Linked DNA regions of Homo sapiens: region 2 is linked to region 1. Evidence: chromatin contacts called from ENCODE Hi-C or POLR2A ChIA-PET data. All regions are on one chromosome and are shown on one strand. The core of a region is the stretch at or near the end of the contact, and the rest is flanking DNA. Distances in the headings are between cores, read along the strand shown.

Evidence for each region. Hi-C counts contacts between places; a loop is a spot of excess contacts on that map. ChIA-PET counts read pairs that join two places held with the same protein, here RNA polymerase II (POLR2A). Pooled maps may share reads with other maps.
Region 2: a map of naive thymus-derived CD4-positive, alpha-beta T cell shows a loop between it and region 1 (13-fold over the local background). The contact joins the promoter of MRPS35-DT here to the promoter of ETNK1 in region 1. A Hi-C loop is called at or near these places in 1 of 168 maps with a recorded cell type or tissue (naive thymus-derived CD4-positive, alpha-beta T cell) and 7 of 50 pooled maps. POLR2A ChIA-PET finds 5 or more read pairs at or near these places in 1 of 52 experiments (WTC11).

What each region holds. Positions count from the first base shown.
Region 1 is chr12:22,622,655-22,629,159 of GRCh38, forward strand. It overlaps ETNK1 (ethanolamine kinase 1), which reads left to right and starts at 2,517. Exons shown (of 8, transcript NM_018638.5): 1 at 2,517-2,932. The coding sequence starts at 2,777. ETNK1-DT (ETNK1 divergent transcript) reads right to left here and starts at 2,392. Exons shown (of 4, transcript NR_135030.1): 1 at 2,019-2,392. RefSeq lists enhancers at 2,162-2,231, 2,762-2,931, 2,951-3,640.
Region 2 is chr12:27,706,728-27,713,232 of GRCh38, forward strand. It overlaps MRPS35-DT (MRPS35 divergent transcript), which reads right to left and starts at 4,020. Exons shown (of 5, transcript XR_001749448.2): 1 at 3,936-4,020. MRPS35 (mitochondrial ribosomal protein S35) reads left to right here and starts at 4,105. Exons shown (of 8, transcript NM_021821.4): 1 at 4,105-4,228. The coding sequence starts at 4,117. RefSeq lists enhancers at 3,536-3,615, 3,646-3,725, 3,736-4,525.

The DNA.
Region 1 (6,505 bases), core at 1,267-3,766:
TGTTGCCCAGGCTGGCCTTAAACTCCTGGGCTCAAGCGAACCTCCTGCCTCAGCTTCCCAAAGTGCTGGGATTACAGGCATGAGCCACTGCACCCAGCTATACTGTCTTCAAGTCTGTCTGTTTTCTCACTTTGTTTTTCTTTAATATTGTATTGGCTATTCTGGCTCTTGTGGCTTTGCATGTAAACATTAGAACTGGTTTGCTGATATCCACAACATAACTTGAGGTGATTAGAATTGAATCAGTAGATCAGGTTGATAAGAACTGATATTTCTTGCACATTTTTAAAGTTTTGCTTTTAACATTTAGGTTTCTAATCTTCCCCAAATTAATTTTTATGCATAATAAGAGGGAGGGATCAAAATTTTTTTCTCATACAAAAAGCAATTGTATCACTACGGTTCATTGATCAGTCTGGACTTTCTCACTAATTTTTAATGCTACTTTTGTTATATACAAAGTTCTCATATGTGTGTAGGTTTTGTTCTGGGACTTTATTATGTTCTAGTAGTTTATTTGCCCATACCTAAACCAATATATAATACATCCTGGTAGGGTTGGTCCTCCCAATATATTCCCTGATCTTACCTGTCCCTATCCTCCTCTCCCCAATTACAGCGCTTTTCTTGGACCTTAAGTTTTGATATGAATTTCAATGTCATTTTAACAAGTTCAGTAAAAAAACCCTTTTGAGATTTTAACTGGAATTGCATTATATGTACTGATTAGTTCAGGGAAAATTGAGGCCTTTACATTAATCTTTTCTCATTTATGAATATGGTTCATTTCTCCATTAATTTTATCCATGGATCCTGTACATTTTCGGTTACTTTTGTTCTCAGGTACCTAATAGTTTTTTTTTCTTTTCTTCTACTTGTTAATGGACTCTTATTTACCATTACAAACTAGTGCAGTTTGCAACATAATTTTCAATTAAATTGTTTTACAGTTACATAGTTTTAAAATTCTTAAAATGTCAACTGCTTAATAAAAAATACAATTTATACAAAAATACAAGAGATACTATCTGAAATGTGAAAGTAGTAGTATATTTATGATTTCTCCCCAAAGTGGAAGGAACACACACTCTAATGTTTCTTGTAGAAAATTATGCCTAAATCTGGCAGGGCGCGGTGGCTCACGCCTGTAATCCCAGCACTTTGCGAGGCCGAGGTGGGTGGATCACCTGAGGTCAGGAGTTCGAGACCAGCCTGGCCAACATGGTGAAACCCATCTCTACTAAAGATACAAAAATTTGCTGGGCGTGGTGGCACGCGCCGGTAATCCCAGCTACTCGAGAGGCTGAAGCAGGAGAATCCCTTAAACCCGGGAGGCGGAGGTTGCAGTGGGCCAAGATCGCGCCATTGCACTCCAGCCTGGGCGACAGAGTGAGGCTCCGTCTCAAAAACAAAACAAAAAAAAACAGAAACAAAAAACAAACAAAAAAACCACTAAATTTGAAAAATGTTAAATCAACTTCTTTGCTGTATTATAAAGCTCCATTTCCACCCCTCTTTTTAGTTTAGGAAGTTTACCGTTATCGGTGAAGTAATTATTTTGTTAATTACAAAGGTAAGTAGGTTCTTTCTGAACAATCAGGATGTAAACTTAATGCTAGTGAAGTAATTAAACATTTTGAATGTTAATTAAACTCAGTCCAGTTAAGGGTTTTATTTACTACTAACAAACGTATTCACCGTGTGCTAAGTGCTGCAGGGAATCCCAGCCCGTTTTCCTCCATCTAAAAGGAAAATTAGGAGGTCCCAATACTTTACTTGTAGATTTTCCAGTTTCTACCATTCCCTGTAAGGCACTGAGACGCAAGATTTCAAGGCCCACTCGGGGTACCCTGGCATGGACATCGAGTCGTTCTAGCGCTGAGCTTCAAAACTATTCCTTTCCTTCCCTTTCTTCTTCATACCAGACTCTAATCTGTTCTCCCTAGCTTCGAATTATTCACTGTATGGTCGAACATCTTACTCCACAAATAACCTCTGAAGTGTTGCAGTTGTCTTACCCAAATACCTGAACTCAGCTTGTCCCGAGTACTGCGATCCCGCGTACTGCTAATGGGAATATAGTTAACCCAACTAGTATGAGGTCCCCAGTACACAGCAGCTCCAAGATCAAGGCGACCGAGTAACACTGCTTGCCTAGACTCAGGCCAAGTTCGGAGAGTGATCCTGGGGTTATTTTAGAACGTGTCCCTTGCTTCCCAGAAAAATTCAGTCGTTAACTCAAGTCCAGATGCCCAATGACCATTCGGATAAGGTGAGCTAAAGCTTCAATGCCTTGAGGGGCTTGGCAGGGCTCGGGCTCATCCCGGAGAAGCAGCCCCGCTTTCCAGACTAGCAGTTCCCAGGGATGGGTGTGTGCTAATCGCAGGCCAACAAGCCCAGCGCGGTACAGAGGTCCCATTGTGACCGGAGGCGAGAAACCCCGCCTCGGCACCCTGACGCAGCGCAGGACCCGCCCCGCGCGTGACGCCAGCGTCAGGCCAGCCCCGGCATGCTCTGCGGCCGCCCGCGGTCCAGCTCCGACAACAGGAATTTTCTCCGAGAGCGGGCCGGGCTCAGTTCAGCTGCTGTCCAGACCCGGATCGGCAACAGTGCCGCCTCCAGACGTTCTCCTGCCGCTCGCCCGCCCGTCCCAGCGCCCCCAGCCCTCCCGCGAGGGCGCCCCGGGACGGAAGGATCCACCAGTCTGTCGGCGCCCGCCGTTCTCGTGGTCGCCGTCGCCGTCGTCGTGGTGGTAGTCTCCGCCGTCGCCTGGGCCATGGCCAATTACATCCACGTCCCTCCCGGCTCCCCGGAGGTGCCCAAGCTGAACGTCACCGTTCAGGATCAGGAGGAGCATCGCTGCCGGGAGGGGGCCCTGAGCCTCCTGCAACACCTGCGGCCTCACTGGGACCCCCAGGAGGTGACCCTGCAGGTAACGCCCACACCTCAGCTCTGGGTCTCTTATGCCCCTCACGCGGCTCTGGGGGTCCTCACCACAATCGCCTCTGTCCCACGATGACCGAGGAGGACCTAGGGCAACATCTCCTTAAGTCTATTGGGAAGTGACCCTGTATTTCCCCTCACACCTAGGAGGGTCACTCCCCCTTCCCGTCGCAGTTGCTCTTTGAGATTGACCTGAGGCACATTTTCTCTTTCTAGAAGCCGCTGCGTAAGTGACGGACCCATCCACGGGGGGAGATTCCTGCTGATAGTTGCCCCTCCTCCCACTCCCCAGTCCACGGTCACTGCAAAATGAACCTTTCCACTCCCCTTGCACGGGGTCCTCGTCTACCTCCTCCCCTCCCACCAGTAATGCAGTCATTAATCCTCTCTGATCTTTCCTTCCTCTCCCCTCCCCCTGCGATGTGCTTTCATTGATGCCTCACACTGCGTTTTGTCTTCCCAAACCCTAGCGTACTCAATTCCCAAAGTAATGACCACGACCATGCATCGCTAGGTCGGTTCTTAGGCAGCACCACACACATTGTTTTGTTTGAGTCGATATTTCTGAATTATTAAAGTCGTCTTACTGAAATTAATACCTGATACTAGAAGGAGCAGTGGCTTGTGACTGTTTCCTTTTCATGAGACACCGTGTTGATAGAGAAAAAATTGGGAGGAAAAAAATCCCTGAGACTCTAGGAGTTTTCTAATAAGTTGGAAGTTATGATTTCCACTACGTGATTTTTTTTGAATACTAATCTGTTTTTAGCTTTAGTTTCAGGAACTAGATACAAAAATAGATCTCTTTTTCTCCTTTTCCCTTGCAAACAAAAAAAAACAGTAATTTTCAAGATTGGGATATTTGGGATTTGTTCTAAATCTGAGCAATAATGTAAGAACATTCATTTGAATTAGCCAAATCATCTGCCTCGTTTTGATGACTAATTTATTCACCAATATTTGTTGATTTATTTGCTAAATTCTTCGCTAAACTAGCCAGCCACCCACACAAAGATGAATAAAACATGAGCAGTGCCTAGGGCCCAGAACAGTTCCTGACACTTGGGTTTTCATGTGTTAGTTTCAGTTCTTATTACCTAGAAGAGTTTTTAAGCAGATTATTTTAAAGGACCCGTATGTTTTGGAGAAGAAACTTGTTAGACAACAAATTTTGAAATTTAAGGGAGTATTTGTTAGCCGAGAATATAGGAAATAGTGAATCCAAAGTGATTTTTATGTCATTTAAAAAATATATTTCCTTTAAAGGAAATGTGTCTTCCAAATTGAAATTCAGTACTTGTTTAGTTTATCAATTTGTTTGTATTTTATTATATAAGACTCTAAAATTTATTAAGATGATTTGTTTTCTGGCAGTCACTTATACATAAAACATTATTAATTAAAAAGTGCTACTTCCTGGTAAACTCTAGTGTTGGCAGATCAGTTACTTTTAAGCAGTGACTTTAAAGTTTAAAGCTTTGAAGACTGGAATTTCCTTTGATGTATTTGTCTGTAGAATAGTAATAATAGCTACTGTGGGGTTAGTTAAATTATTTTTTTTTTATCTTAGTCGCCCGAACAACCATATTAGGTAGGCACTATCATTTTAGGTGAAACTCAGTGAAGTAAGCCAGGATGTAGGTAAAAAAGGGCAAAATGTAGTGACATTAAACTGTTTTTGCTTGTTGGAAAGTAACTACGTGTGTTTAAATCTTGGTTTCTTGTAGCAACTTTTAACCTAAAGACCTTTGGGTTTATAATCCGAATTTTTAATATTTGTAAGTGCAGGTAAATACTACCATTTATTTTTCCCTAAGATGATTATTAGTTAGAAATACATTCCCTCCATGTGCAAGCAAAGCTTTGGTCTAGAAGCTGTCCTAAAAGCATCTGCTAAGCTGAATTGATGATTATTCACCTTTCAACTCAGTAGATCTGGCTCCTTGCATTCTAGGTCATTGCAAACACTACTTTCATAATGGTTCAGAATTTCTTTAGTAAATCTCAAAGGAAATATTTTCTTTTGAGATTTTACTGTATTTCCCTTGAAATAGATAAGAATCATACCTCACATTTCAGAGGAAGTATGTATTATATAGTCGACAGAGTATAATGTAATTTTAGAGCAGTCGAGTATCAGTAATGTAGCCTGTTTTTTTCTCAGTTTTTTTCTAACATTTTTGTATGTTTAAGATATACTTTAAATGTACTTTAGAAACTTACTGTAGTAATACTTATCTGGTGATTGATTATTCCTGCAAGCTGAACTATCCAGAGCATATCAGAAAATAAAAAGAAAAAAACAAGCTAAAAAAGACTTACTAGAGTCAAAATGATAGAAGGCCCAGTCTTTGCTCAGAATTTGTGGGTACATGGAGTAAATATATCTCATTTTAGACAGAATTCCTGTTCTTACTAGATTAAAAGAATAAATTATAAAGGAGATGGTGAGGTTTTCGGAGTATAGTAGCAGAATAGGCAGAGTAAATCTAAAACAACAATACAGCCACAGTGCTTTGTATTTAATAATCCTTTACTGTTTATAAAGCACTTTCACATGCATTCTCCCAACTATCCTGTGAGGTAGATGTAGACGGTACTGTTAATATGTATCATATAGTTAATGAAACTGAATTTGCCGTTTACAAATGGCAGATCTGAGATGATAAACCATCTTATGAATTATTGTTCTATGACCAAGAGTTTTGTTTGTATATTATGATTTAGGCAGGGAAGGTGCTTCTGTATAAAATTAATTTCTTAAAAGCTTTGGCTCATAAAAAGATTCTGCTTTAAAGTTCCCTTGAACATAAATTTGCATTACTTTTTTCATATGTGACACCATTTTAGGAAAAAGGGATTACTTAAGCTTTCCTTCACGAGTTACTTTTGTTGTGTAACAACTGTTTAACTTATTTGAAGATTTTGATTTTTAATTTTTATACTTTTCTTTGGAGAGTCATCGTATAAAGGAATAAAGAATCAAGTCAGATCTCAGGTCCATAATAATTCTCAACGGACTCTTAAAATTGTTTTTCATTTTCTGAAGAGCTGATGAATTAGTGTTTGGAATATTCCAGTTATGTTGTCTCAGGGTCTTTCTGTTTGCAGTATTAAGCAACGTTGTTTTTCTCACTAACTTGTCACTATGAATTTTTCCATTACTTGGGACTTATAGTAGATAATGGCAAAGGCTTCATAGGTAGGAATTAATACCGTAATTATTATTTAACATTACAAAACTAATATATTTATTCCTTTGTTGGGTCTAAATGAGATTGCTTGCTATATGGTACCTTATAGCAACTTAGCTTTTCAATAACAGTGTGTTACAGTGCTCAAGAGCATGGGGTTTGAACACAGTGCTAGTTTTGAGTCCAGATTCTATACTTTACTAGCTTTGTTACTCTGGTCAAATCATTAAACTTCCTGTCTCAGTATCCTGAGCTGTAAAATTGATCCAGTAGTTGTCCCTACCTCAATGGGTTATTGTGAGGGTAAAATAAATGCTGTCTTTCATGATAATTATTATTGCTGCTGAGCACCTACTATATATTGGATA
Region 2 (6,505 bases), core at 2,770-5,269, 5.1 Mb after region 1:
TGTATCAATATATATCATATACCCCATAAATATATATACTTCCTATGTATCCATAAAGATAAAAAATTAAAAAGTAGCTTTTATTGAATTAATTCAGGTTTAAATATAATAAAAACCAATTGTAAGACAGCTTAATATTTAAAATTGTTCTACACAGGACCAGCTACATAATTTGTAGGTTCCAGTGCAAACTGAAGATGCAGGACTCCTTGTTAAAAAAAGTATTAAGAATTTTAAGACAGCAACAGCAAAGCATTAGGCCAAGCGCAGGCACGTTGTATGTCTATGAAGCCAGCCTAGCTTCTATGATGTGTTAGATTACATGGTCACAAAGTTTGAAGAAAATATTTTTTTTGTTTGTTTGAGACAGGTCTCACTCTGTCGCCCAGGCTGGAGTGCAGTGGCACTATCTCGGCTTTCTGCAACCTCTGCCTCCTGGGCTCAAGTGATCCTCCCACCTCAGCCTCCCCAGTAGCTGGGACTACAGGCACACATCACCATGCCTGGCTAATTTTTGTATTTTTTGTAGAGACAGGCTCTTGCTATGTTGCCCAGGCTGGGCTTAAACTCCTGAGCTCAAGTGATTCCCCTATCTCAGCCTCCCAAAATGTTGAGAGTACAGGAGTGAGCCACTGCACCCAGCAAAGAAAATATTTTTATCGTGAGTGAATGATTGCACCTCTAAGATCACTGCCAAGTGAAAAATTATGTAATCTTAGTAACCCCTATGTGCAAGATAGTACATGCTTTACTCTTTACACTGCACAAGACAGATATTTTTGCTTGTTGATAGCATTAATAGCATTATGAATGAATTTTTAACTTTTACTATAGAATGAAACTTACTGTACTTGATGCCACGGAAAACAATAAGTATTTTTCTGGCTCCTCTAGCTCTGGTCATCTATCCACTTTAGTCTTAGGGAGAGAGTACAACAAAAGATAGAACGCATAGCAAGGTAGAATGGGGACCTATGTCTTTAATATCTTGCTCAGAAATTAAGAAATATTGTTAGAGTAGGTAGCTAGTCATGAATGAGCAGGGCAGGAGAGGGCTCCCCTTATACACACACCCCCCTCCACACACACACACGCACACCCCAGGAATTTCAGGCGACCATCAGGTGACGGTCAGGTGGTTATTAACTGTCTTTCTAAAACAATAATTGGTTGCAGCCAGCACCAGGGAATAGCATTCTCCCAATAGATACAAAAAACCTGAAACTAGTGATCAGCAACTTTCCAGTAAGATCTCAGGAGCTGGGTGAGTGTGCGCAAGCGTGCACATTAAGAAGCAAAATGGCAGAATTTAACTGGTATTTGATCTTCTAGGGACGTGCAACTGCTAATGGAAGAATGCCTCAAGTAAGCATGTATACGACTCCAATAAACACACTATGCATGCTCCCCTCCCAAGTCCTGGCAAGCCACTGTGCATGCAGACAGCCCACCCCAAGGGAAAAATCAGGGGAGAAGGGACATAGACCCCAGAAGTATGCCAACGTATAAAACCCTAAGTCAAAGGTCAAATGGGGTACTTGACTTTCAAGTCGCCCACTTGGCCCTCTTCCCAGTGTATTTCCTTCCTTTTGTTCCTGCTGTGAAGCTTTTTAATAAACTTTCACTCCTGCTCTAAAAGTCGCTTCTGTCTCTCCTTCTGCCTTATGTTCCTCGATCAAATTCTTTCTTCTGAGGAGGCAAGAATTGAGGTTGCCGCAGACCTGTACAGATTTGCCGCTGGTAACAGTATGAATATGATCATACTCCTTTTGTCCCTAAATTTCTATGGTATAGGACTTGCACTTTACTAAAATATACAAACTTGCAAGAAAAGGAGGCTGTTGCATTGACCCTACACTTAATGCCAATGCCCACCGTTTATATTTATGCCTTTAATCACGACTGTCGTAAGAAAAATATTATTGCTGTCATTTTCCTTGAAACTGAAACTCAGAAAGATAAGGTAGATTTGCCCAAAATCATAAAGAACCAGAGCCTGGATTCAAACCTCACCTCCATCTGATTAAAAAGGCCATGATTTTGATCTTAAAAATAGTCCGAGGAGAGGAGAGAACTCCATTGGAATATGGGGGCAGAAGGTGATGTGATGTGATGTGTCTACCAGCCAAGGAGTGCCAGCAACCATTAGAAGCTAGGAGGGAGGCATGGAACAGATTCTCCCTCAGAACCTCCAGAAGGAACCAACCCTGCCGACACCTGGATTTTGGACTTTCCAGACTCCAGGATTGTGAGAGAGGAAATTTCTGTTGTTTTAAGTCACCCAGTTTACGGTACTTTGTTCCAATCCCCTAGGAAACTCATACATCATGCTTCTATTTTGGAACAATAACAGGATGGTAAAAGTCCAGAAAAGATGAAGATGATGAATATTACAAATACTTGTCCATCTCATGCTATTTGTCCCCCTCCCATACCTTACTGATTGATGTCCATGGCGCACTGAATGTTCACAGCTAGAATATTCTTGGACACCTGCATACCTCTGCTCTACTGGTTGTATGCTTACCAAGAATCGGTTTTGTTTATTTTTAGTTGTTTTTACTGTTATAATTTTGTCACTTTGAGACAAAATAGGGAAATAGGCCAGACCCATGCCTGTAATCCCGACATTTTGGGAGGCCAAGGCAGGAGGATCACATGAAGCCAAGAGTTTGGGACCAGCCTGGACAACATAGCAAGACCCCCAACTCTACAAAAAACTTAAAAATAGAAAAAATAGGCCAGGTGCAGTAGCTCACGCCTGTAGTCCTATCACTTTTTTGGGAGGCCAAGGCAGGAGGATCGCTTGAACCCAAGAGTTTGAGACCAGCCCTGGCAACACTGTGAGACCTCATCTCTGGAAAAACAATTTTTTTTTTAATTAGCTGGGTGTGGTGGTGCGTGCCTGTAGCCTCAGCTACTTGAAAGGCTGAGGTAGGAGGATCACTTGAGCCTGGGAGGTCAAGGCTGCAGTGGGCCATGGTCCTGCTACCACATTCCAGCCTAGCAACAGAGCAAGACTCTGTCTCAAAAATAATAATAATTAATTAATTAATTAAAATAATTTTTAAAATAAAGAGAAAATAGAGAATTTATTTTATTTTATTTTATTTTTGAGGCGGAGTTTTGCTTTTATTGCCCAGGCTGGAGTGCAATGGCGCGATCTCGGCTCATCGCAACCTCTGCCTCCCGGGTTCATGCGATTCTTCTCTCGAGTAGCTGGGATTACAGGCATGTGCCACCACACCCGGCTAATTTTGTATTTTTAGTAGAGACCAGGTTTCTCCATGTTGGTCAGGCTGGTCCCAAACTCCTGACCTCAGGTGATCCACCCGCCTCGGGATCCCAAAGTGCTGGGATTACAGGCGCGAGCCACCGCGTCCGGCCGAGAATTGTTTTATTAAGGCTTGTATGTTAATTCATCCTACCGTAGAAAATTTAAGAGTGTTCATTAAAAGTTTATTTTCTAGGTCCTGATGAGTTCTGACTTTCTGTAATTCTAAGCTGATCTAACAACAAGCTAACCATATATAGCTAAAAGTTATAGGCTACGTACACGCGGTGTTCACTGTATGCCAACGCTGTACACAAATATTTGTCTATGCTAACTTGTCTGAGATCATACATCCCAGAAGTGGTGAAGTCAAGTTTGAAACCCAAGCACTCTGGCTCGGGATACTGCTTCTCTCCCCTTAGCGCATATTACTGGCATTAGTTGAAGACTTCTTTAATCCAAGTAAATGTAGAAAAGCAACAATTATAAATAACAAGAGTCCCTCGGGTAGACCGCCTGACTCTCGGATCAACTGAGGTTCCACCCAGAGCACGCCCGCCTTCAGTGAGCCGCAACCCCTATCCCTACGGTCTTTATCTGCAATTCTCTACGAACTGATTCACTCGATTTTTAAGGATTTTTTTTGTTTTCTTTTCATTACTTCTTTCAGTTTGGGGGAATCTTCCTGCACATTTGACTCGGCTCTGAGTGCGCAGACCAACGTGTTTCCTCTTTCTCCAGCCTAGGGCGGTGCCAGCCCAGGGAGCCTGCGCTTAGCGGCCCCAGGCCCGCCCCTGACACTGAACGCCGCTTGTCCCCTCCGGCTTGCCGTCCTCGCAGCCATGGCGGCCGCCGCGCTCCCAGCATGGCTGTCTCTGCAGTCGAGGGCAAGGACTCTGCGTGCATTCTCCACTGCCGTCTACTCGGCCACTCCGGTCCCGACACCTAGCCTGCGTGAGTGTCTGTCTCGTCTTCTCTGGGCTTTGGGGGAGGTGCAAGAGCGGAATACCGGCCTCATGAAGGGTGCCGCGGTGGCTGAGCCAGCGCCGCCCGGGGGAGGCCAGTGCGTCCGCTGCCAGGCCCGTCTGGTAGGAAAACCATGGACGTGGGTCTGTGCTCTGCACCCGCGTTGCCCGGCTTCTAGCCGCCTGTTTCTGCCCTGGGTGCTCTGGGAGTTTGCTCAGAAAGCTTACATCCCCCTTCCCCGTGACCTGCTCCTGTGTTGCCCCCGTCCACAGCCCCTGGCACAGGTTACTGGTGCTGTGTTGTTTATCGGGCATCGGCGCTGTTGAACCATGGATTTCCCCAAACATTAAGAGAGTCATACGGCTGTGCTAGGACAAATTGCTGCTCTGAATTCCAGGCCACCAAATGGGCGGCCTTCATTCAACAGGCGTTGATGACCTCCATTTAACAGAGATTGTAGGGATGCTTGATAGCGTGCTTACCCCGGAGGACTCTAGTGGAAAATACAGATTTATTAGCGGAGAAGTGCTATGTAGGGTGAGAGGCGCTGTGATAGAAGTGTGGCTAGAATGACGGGAGCGTTGAGGAGGAGCTGGCGTGAGTCTAATCAATAGGCGGATCCTACCTGTGCTACTTCCTGTTATATCTCTAATTTACTCTCCTCATACTACCAACTATCTAGTTCAGGTGACCATCTCATTTCTACAAGTTTTTTTTCCGTTTCCTGTTTCCCCTCTTGCTCTCCTACATTGAATTCTCAAAACAGCCAAATGAGGTTTTCAAAATTTAGATCTTGTCTTGCTGCTCTCATGTTCAAGATCTACAAATGGTTTCCCATTGTTTTCAGATAAACTATAAATACATTAATCCTTCATACTGGCTCTTCATAGGTCTAATAATTGTCTATTTTTAAATTTTCATTCTTAAATTCTTGGAATACTTAACTCCTATTGTATACCATGCAGTGTTCTAGACACTCACCGGAGATACGGCAAGGTGGGGAAGTCAATAGTATAAACAACCAAACAACTAAATAAGATGTCAGATAGGGTTTAATGCTTTGAAGAAAAATAAAGTAGAGTATTGAGAATGATGGATTTGGGGGGAGTAGTGGCCACAGGATGGTCAGGAAAGATCTTTCTGAGGAAGTGACATTTGAACAGGGCCCCAAGCCATGCAGAGATATGGGGAAAGAGCCTTTGGGGTATGGGGAACTATAAGTGCAAAGGCCAAAAGTTGAGAACAATCTGAGGGGTGTGATCAAGGAACGGGAAGAAGGACAATGTGGCAGGAGCTAAGTGTGAGTAGAGGAGAGAGTGGTAGTATAAGACGTCAGAGAGTTAGTTAAGTAATAATCTGATCTCTCAAGAGTTTGTAGACATTTCATTTGGATTTTTGGCTTGGGTTTTATATTGAAAGGCTTGGAACAGGGAACTGATATAATGTGATTTACGTTTTTAAAAGATCACTGGCTGCTTTACTGGGGTAAGAGTGGAAGCCAAAGATCTGTTTGGAGGCTGTTGCAGTAATCCAAATGAGGTGATGGTGACTTGGATTAAAGTAATAGTGGAGAAGGAGGTGTGGTTGTATTTGCGATATATTTTGAAGGTAAAGTTCATAGGATTTACTGATGGATTTGATGTGGGGCTTGAGGACAAGTCTCAAAAAAATCCTGTTACATTTTTGTTCTGAGCAATTGGATGAATGATGATTCCATGTACACGAATTGGGAAGACTGGAAGAAGAAAATCAAAAGCCCTGCCAAGGGGCTGAGTGTGGGGGCTCATTCCTGTAATCCCAGCACTGTGGGAGGTCGAGGCCTGCGGATCCCTTGAGCCCAGGAGTTTGAGACCAGCCTGGGCAACATGGCGGAACCTCGTCTCTATTGAAAATACAAGAAATTAGCCAGACGTGGTGGCCCATGCCTGTAGTTCCAGCTACTCCAGAGGCTGAAGTGGGAGAATCACCTGAGCCTGGGAAGTCGATTACAGTGAGCCGTAATCGCACCACTGCCCTCCGGCCTGGGTGACGGGAGTGAGACCCTATCTCAAAAGAAAAAAAGTTCTGCTAAGGATGCATTATAGTTAAGACGCCTGTTAAGTGCCTTCAGCCTCTTTTCTCTCTGTCTCTCTCTGTTCTGTTCTTAAATTTCAGCCATATTGAATTTGTTCACTTTGATTTTCCATGTGCTCTCACTCTGTCAAAACACTTTTTCTCACCTGCTTGTCTTCATGGCTACGTCCTGCTCATCTTTCAGGTTTTAGC